Linked DNA regions of Homo sapiens: region 2 is linked to region 1. The links are chromatin loops, found by intact Hi-C in ENCODE. Cell type or tissue: ascending aorta. All regions are shown on one strand. Each heading gives the region's core, and the rest is flanking DNA. Links, peaks and the distances in the headings are about the cores only.

Region 1 (4,039 bases), core at 959-3,458:
CCTCAACAGCCCCTGGTCTCCAAATTCCTGGTGAAAGGACTCTTCCTTCGCCCCATGGAGAGTTCCCTGCACACTCTGAGCCTCACAGTCGAGATCAAACAAGCCCCATGGCCACTACCAAGCATGAGGTCCAACCACTTCCCCAGGCATCTCTCTCCCAGCCTTCACTGGGGATCGGGTGTTTGGTGGACTGGCTGAGGCCAGCTCAGGGTAGGCTGTGGCCCCCAGCCCTTTCCAGGGGCAGAGCAGCACAGTGGCCGTGGCCCCTGACTATGATTTAATTTGCTTCTCACAGACCACACAGGGGTCTCTCAAGATGCCGCCCAGGATTCTACATGGGAAAGACCCTGAGATGCTTCTGCAAGCCTTGGCTGCTCTGACCTGGGGTTCCAACTCCCGGCCCCCCTTGCCAGGCCAAAGAGAGGTATAAGAGGCAAGTCAGCGGCCACAGCCGGGCTCTGGATGAAGGAAGAGTCGGCCCCACGGCAGAATCCTCACACTCATGCAGGGGGAGCTGGCTCCAGGGCTCCGCCTTGCCTGCCACTCACCTTTGCACTGTAGCTCCTCACAGGGCAGGGGAGCCCGTCACCTACCAGAGAGACCGCTCCTCACCATCTCTAATGTGGGCACCTCTTGGGAGTCCTTTCATACTAGCAGCCTTGAGAGGACAATGTGCACCCCGAAGAATAGGCAGGCTGATGGACAGACAGAGACATTCTCAGAGCCCCGACCCTCCTGCCACCTCCTCCAGGAAGCCTCCCTTCATGGGGAACTGCCCCCTGTGATCCAGGGTCCCTTGGCCCTCAAGGCTTCCAGAGGAGCTGCTGCCATGCCACTTGCTCCCCCTGTGGCTGGGGAGGCAGCTGGCCCTGCATCCAGTCACCAATCACTTTCCCCTTCACAGGACCCTAGTGAGGCCCCCTCATACCCACCCACTCCCAGGGAGTTCAGTGGGTCATAGGAGTTCACGCAAGGGTCCTAGTCCTCTGGGCCTGCTGCGCTCCCAGCCTCCACTGCAAGCTGCACCCCAGCCCCGGGCAGGCAGGGCCCCAGCCCACATGCTGCTCTGCCAGGAAAACACCAGCCTCTGCTATTCTGGGGCTGACACCTTCAGGAGCATCCAAGCTCTACCATGCTCCCTGGGTCCTCTGAAAAGTCCTTCTGATCCTCCCAGGACCCCATCACAAGCCAGCGTGCACCCCCACAGGACCCAGATGCCGGCCTTCCTCTCCTGCCAGGGCCTGGCCCCAGCTCTTCCTCCTTGGCAGCTCACTCATAGCGGTCTGTGTCTACCCAGGGCCCTATGCTCTGCCCTTGGTCAAACTCCCCCATACCCTGAATGGCCTCGAGTCTCAGCAGGGACTAACCCTGCTATACACATGTGCATGTGTGTCTATCTGGTCTTTGCCATGGGTCCTAAGGGCCCCCAAGGGCAGGGCCAGTATCTCCACCATTTGACTGTGGGCTCGGTAAAGGCTCTGTCTTCCCCATCAGAATACACGTTTGCCAATGGCAATGGCCATGCTTTCCCTACCAACATCTGAGCTCTCCAAGTGCAGGGGCTGTATCTCCCCATCAGACCTGAGGCTCTCTGAGAGCACAGATGGGGTCTCCTACATAGGCCTGGGGGCTCACAAGGGGCAAAGGCAATGTGTGCCCCATCAGTGTGCATTCTAAGGGCAGCCATGCCTTTTTCTCCAATCTAAGGGCTCCCCGAAGGACAGCAGATGCTCTCACATCAGACCTGGGGCTCTGCAGAGGCAGAGGCCGTGGCTCCCTCATCAGACTAGTGGTTCCTAATAGAGCAGGCCCACCTACGTAATTCATAGGGCCAAGTACAAAATACAAATGTGCCTTTTTCCAAAATTATTGGGAAAGTCAAGGTGGTGATAGTAGGGCATTAAGCCAAGCGTGGGGCCCTTCTGAGCGTGGAGCCCTGTGTGACTGCATAAGTCACATGCCCGTAGAGCTGGCCCTGTATGGAAGGGACTGTGCCTCCCCTGTAAGATGAGGCGGCAGGTGAGGAACTCAGAGGCCAGGCGGGCACAAAGCCAAAGGGAATGGGAAGAGGCCTGGAGGTGAGCAGGGCAGGCCCCAGGCCCCGAGGAGGGACACACAGGGTCACTTCCCCAAACAATAGGGCATTCATGAGCAGCCTGGCTCCACAGCAGGGCCCTGACGCCAGGCCCCGACGCCAAGCTCAGCCCTGTAATTCATGCTCCAGTCCCTGAGCCGAGCACTGGCAGGGGCTCAAGTAGGAGAAAGTTGATGCTGCGGAGGTGGCCGCAGTGGAAACATCTATTTTTACCCTGGCAGACCGGGAGACAGGTCAGCGGTGGCTTTGAGTGAATCCCAGTGCAGCCACCCAGGGCCTAGTCCCAGCCTAGGGACAGCCCAGACCAGCGGAGGGCCACCCAGGCAGCCCCCATGCAGCACCAGGTCAGGCGGGCCTCAGACCAAGGAGCGAGTCAGAGCATCCCCGGAAGGGGCCCCACCAGGGCCGTCACATTTCTCCCCGGCTCTGCCCCTGACACTCACTTCTGTCCCTGCCTTGTGAACAATGTCAGCTCAGAACAGAAGTGGAGATTCCTGAAGCCCTTCCCCAGCCATTCCTGGTCAAGCCCCACCTCCCCCTCCCCCGCCTCCCCCCACCGCCTCCCCCGGGGTTCCTGGGGATGCCCTGGGCCATCAGAGTCTGAGAATGGAGAAAGCAGAGGGAGGCGTACAGGGTCTCATCTCGCCTGCCCTGAGGTGGGGAGATCTGCTCAGTGACCCTTATCCGGGAGAGGTCGTTGCTGAAGCCAGTGAATGAACACTGATGGGTGACTTTCAGACTCTGCACCAGCCTGGCTGGCACACCGGTTAGGTGGCTCCTACCTGGCTCCCGGGTGAGGCCAGCTTTTCCTCAGTTCTTACCTCCAGCAGCCAGCACTTGAGGCCCCCACCTGTCCCCCCTGCAGGTGGAACACTGTGTGCTGAGGTGTTTACGTTACATAAACCCAACCACGCTCGTCAGGAAATTTGTAGCTCCCCTGAGGAATGAAAACTCAATGCCTTCTTGCACAGGGCCAGGCAGGGATCCTAGCCACAAGCCCCGGGTCCACCTCTGGCTCCTGGATTCCTCTGGTCTGCTGCCAGAGGGAGTAGCATGGGGCGGGTTGGGGAGGGCAGGAATGTCCCCAGCCCACTCACCTCTCTCTGCTCTGGTGGGCAGACAACCAGCCCCTCTGGCAGCCAGCTAAGACTGAAGCAGAGGAGGACCTGGGTCCCCTGCCCTGGGGTTCACCTCCAACCTGGAGATCTGTTGGAGAAGCCACCTGCCTTTGAGTGGCAGTTTAGCATCCCCACTCTGGGAAGCTCTCTCCGCGTTTAAGGACAGTCTGCAGTCCTCATAATCTCCAGTGTTGCCACCCAAGTCTTCTGGGCCCACTCCTCAGCCACCCATCCTGATCCATCGCCTCCTTGACATACTACAAACACTCCTATCCAGTTCTAAGCATGTATTAGCTAGTGTACTCTCAGGTCCAATTTGCCCTCCTTCCTCCCTGTCCAAGTCCCCTTCCTTTGGGGCTGAGGAATGAACAATTGCCCTCCCCAGATGAGAAGGTTGGGGTCAGAGATCCTTGGGGCAGGAGCTACCCTGGAGGATCGGGCAGGGATGGAGAGCCAAGAACCGTCCATCCACATATGGCTGTGAAGTCGTGTCCAACACAGCCCTGGGTTGGGAGGGTGACACCTACATCATTGTCCTTCAAGACGGGGCCCTTAGAGGTGTGCGGTGCTCTGCCAACTTCTGAGGAATAACAGAGGATCTGGGCTCCCCAGGGGCATCACTCACTTTTTATAGGTCTTCTGAGCAGCCCTGAGGCCATCCCCTAACGAGTCCTGCCTGTTCTATGGGGCCTCCCAGATTAGGGTCTCGCTCATAAACCACAGAGGTCTGAGCTTCTATGGGAGGAAAGAAGGGCCATGCCCCAGCCCCAGCTGGGGGAGGAGGGAGGAAAGGGGGCTGCAGACAAATGGTTTTTACACTTTGAGT
Region 2 (2,500 bases), core at 1-2,500, 440 kb before region 1:
GCCCCCCTCCTGGCTGCGCGGGCGCTCCCAGCTCGTTCCCCGTCGCGCGCCGGGCCGGAGGCGCATGTGGAAAAGTGATTAGGGCTCCGGGTTCTGCAGAGTCACTTTTCGGCTGTACTGGCGTGTGTGCACATTTAGCTGGAAGTAGTTTTCTGTGGAAAAAAGGAAAGTGAGGAGGGGGACCAACCCGGGCTAGGGGGACTGAGTTGTCCCCTCGGGGGTGCAGGAGCGGGTAGATCTGGAGCCCGAGTCGGTACGCTCGTGGGCTGGCAGGCGGGGCGGCTAGACAGGTGGCGCCCCTCCCCTTTGCGCCGGGTGCTGCCCCGGCAGGAGAAGGGTTAACGTGGGGTGGGGTAACTAGTGCCGACGTCAAAGGTGAGCGGGACGCCCTTGCCCCCGCCCCTCTGAGGTCTCCACGGTTTCCGGTACCCGCGCCCGGCCGGCTCCGCCAGCCGTTTCGAGAGTCCGGCCGGCCCCGGCCCCGCCATCCTCGGCTTGCGCCGCCACCACCGGGGATCTGGTTACCTGCGCGGGTCGCCCTGCCCGGTCCCGCCCCGCCCCGCGCTCGGGTTCCAAACTCCAGGGCGGCAACCAAAGTCCGTCTCCGTTATTTCCAGGGCAAAATGCATTAGGAAAATCGCGGCTCTGGGCCCGTGACCCCGCCCTGCAGAGTCCTCCGAGGGCCGCCGGGTCCCTGCGCGGGCCACACCGGAGAGCGGAGGAAACTCCAACCCCCATCTGTAGTTGCTGCCTCCGGGCACCGACCGCTTACCGCTATAAATAATCTTTGGCCTGCGGCCACCCCGCGGGGTCTCGCCAGCCCGTGGCCCGGAGCCTGGAAATATTTATTCCGAGAGGCTCCCGAGCGCGGGGTGGGGGTGTGGGGGTGGGGGTGGGGGCGGAGACTCCCGCTTCGGGTCCAGCTGTCCGGGATACCTCTTTCCTCTCGAAAGTCATTACCAAAAAACAGCCTCCTGGGGGTGCCCCTGGGCCTCCGCCTCCTTGCATTATTTATTATCCTCTAGGCCCTACTTCGCAGTTCTTGTGCACGCTATGAAAAATAAAACCTGCGTGCTCGTCTGTGTGAGTGTGTTTGGTGGGGAGAGGGGGCAGGTGACTGTACCCCGGGTTGGGGTCCGCCGCCCCTCCCTCGCGGGCCCTCTGCAGAAGTGCACCCTGAGAGAGACCCGGGTGTGGCTCCCGCAGGGTTCTGGCTTCCAGTCGTCGCGGAGGGAGAAGTATGGCAACGTGTTCAAGACGCATTTGTTGGGGCGGCCGCTGATACGCGTGACCGGCGCGGAGAACGTGCGCAAGATCCTCATGGGCGAGCACCACCTCGTGAGCACCGAGTGGCCTCGCAGCACCCGCATGTTGCTGGGCCCCAACACGGTGTCCAATTCCATTGGCGACATCCACCGCAACAAGCGCAAGGTAAGAACTCTGCCCGTTTTCTTCCGCGCAATCCCTCCCCCACCTCGGGGCAAGGAGTTCCTGGAGCCCGGGGAATGTCCCCTACCGAATCTGTGCCCCCCTTTGCACACCATGCTTGAAGACTCCGCAGTTCCCCGCCGACAAGGCCTCGAGTCCGGATCCAGGGCCTGCTCCGGCCTCCTCTTGGTCCCTTTTCTTGCTGGCCGACTGCGTCATGGGCACCCCCAACGGTGGCTTGGAAGAGCTTGAGCGTGCGGGGTCTGGGGTGTCCAAAGCCTGTCCTTGCCTTGCTCCACAGAGCTGGAAAAAGAAGGGGGCGGGACAGTTGGCCGGCGTTCGCCTTTTCGCCACGTTTCCCAGGGAATTCCGAGGACTGGAGACCGATCATTCTAAAATCAAAGCTGTCCTTCCCACCACAGGCTGCTTGAAGGGAGTCGCGGGCAGGCGGCTGCGCGTGGAGGTTGGGGACAGCTTGTGGGCTGCGGTGGCGGGGCCTGGTCAGAGAGGTGCGGCGAGCCTGGGCAGCGGAGCGCACGGGTCTGGGCCGTGGGGGAAGGGCGGGCGGGGGGAGAGCAGGCGAGGCACGAGCGGGGATCAAAGCGCACCCACCCCCCCCCGAAAGAGGAAGGGAAAGTGGGTGTTTATCCCTTGGATTTCCCGAGCGACTGGAGGAGGCGCGGAGGAGGCGCGCACGGGACAGGCCCCCGCCCCTCCCGGCTGCGCTAGGCTCCCAGCGCTGGCGGCACGTGCTGTTTGAACTGCAGTAACCCGAAAGCGGAGCCAGCGGGCGGGCCCTAAGCCGCCGGGAGGGAGGCTGCGCGACCTCTCCCACTCCATTTTTTTCCACTGGGTCAGAGGACTCACCCAGGTTTGAAACCTAAGGAAAGGGAGAGGCAGCCCCCCGTCCCTGAGCGGTGGCAGACCGGGGAGGTGGGGAGGCGGACTCCCTCCGTCAGGGGCCGCATGTGCTGTGGTCTTGGCGAAGGTGGGGAGCGCTCTACTAGCCGACGCATCCTGTAGCACTTGACGTTCTCTGAACAGCCTGTGAAGGGTAATTCTTAACGGCAGA

The links. A loop is a pair of places that touch in the nucleus more often than their neighbours do. Peaks named below come from ENCODE experiments on the same cell type or tissue, not always from the same donor. Only the 100,000 strongest peaks of a DNase experiment are listed, where the experiment ranks them.
Region 2: it touches region 1 in a loop (2.9-fold over the local background); 6 of 110 quality-filtered maps call a loop at or near these places.

What each region holds. Positions count from the first base shown.
Region 1 is chr2:71,699,287-71,703,325 of GRCh38, reverse strand. The region is part of intron 1 of LOC124907827 (a long non-coding RNA gene); the gene reads right to left. Among named protein-coding and RNA genes, the nearest start is that of DYSF, 230 kb to the right of the region's middle. In ascending aorta, for the core only: no CTCF peak of the experiment used is centred there; DNase peaks (open chromatin) are centred at 2,275, 2,825 and 3,152; H3K27ac peaks cover 2,500 bases.
Region 2 is chr2:72,142,920-72,145,419 of GRCh38, reverse strand. It overlaps CYP26B1 (cytochrome P450 family 26 subfamily B member 1), which reads left to right. Exons shown (of 6, transcript NM_019885.4): 2 at 1,207-1,431. Among named protein-coding and RNA genes, the nearest start is that of CYP26B1, 3.7 kb to the left of the region's middle. In ascending aorta, for the core only: a CTCF peak has its summit at 1,055; DNase peaks (open chromatin) are centred at 399, 809, 1,279, 2,179 and 1 weaker place; H3K4me3 peaks cover 2,500 bases; H3K27ac peaks cover 2,500 bases.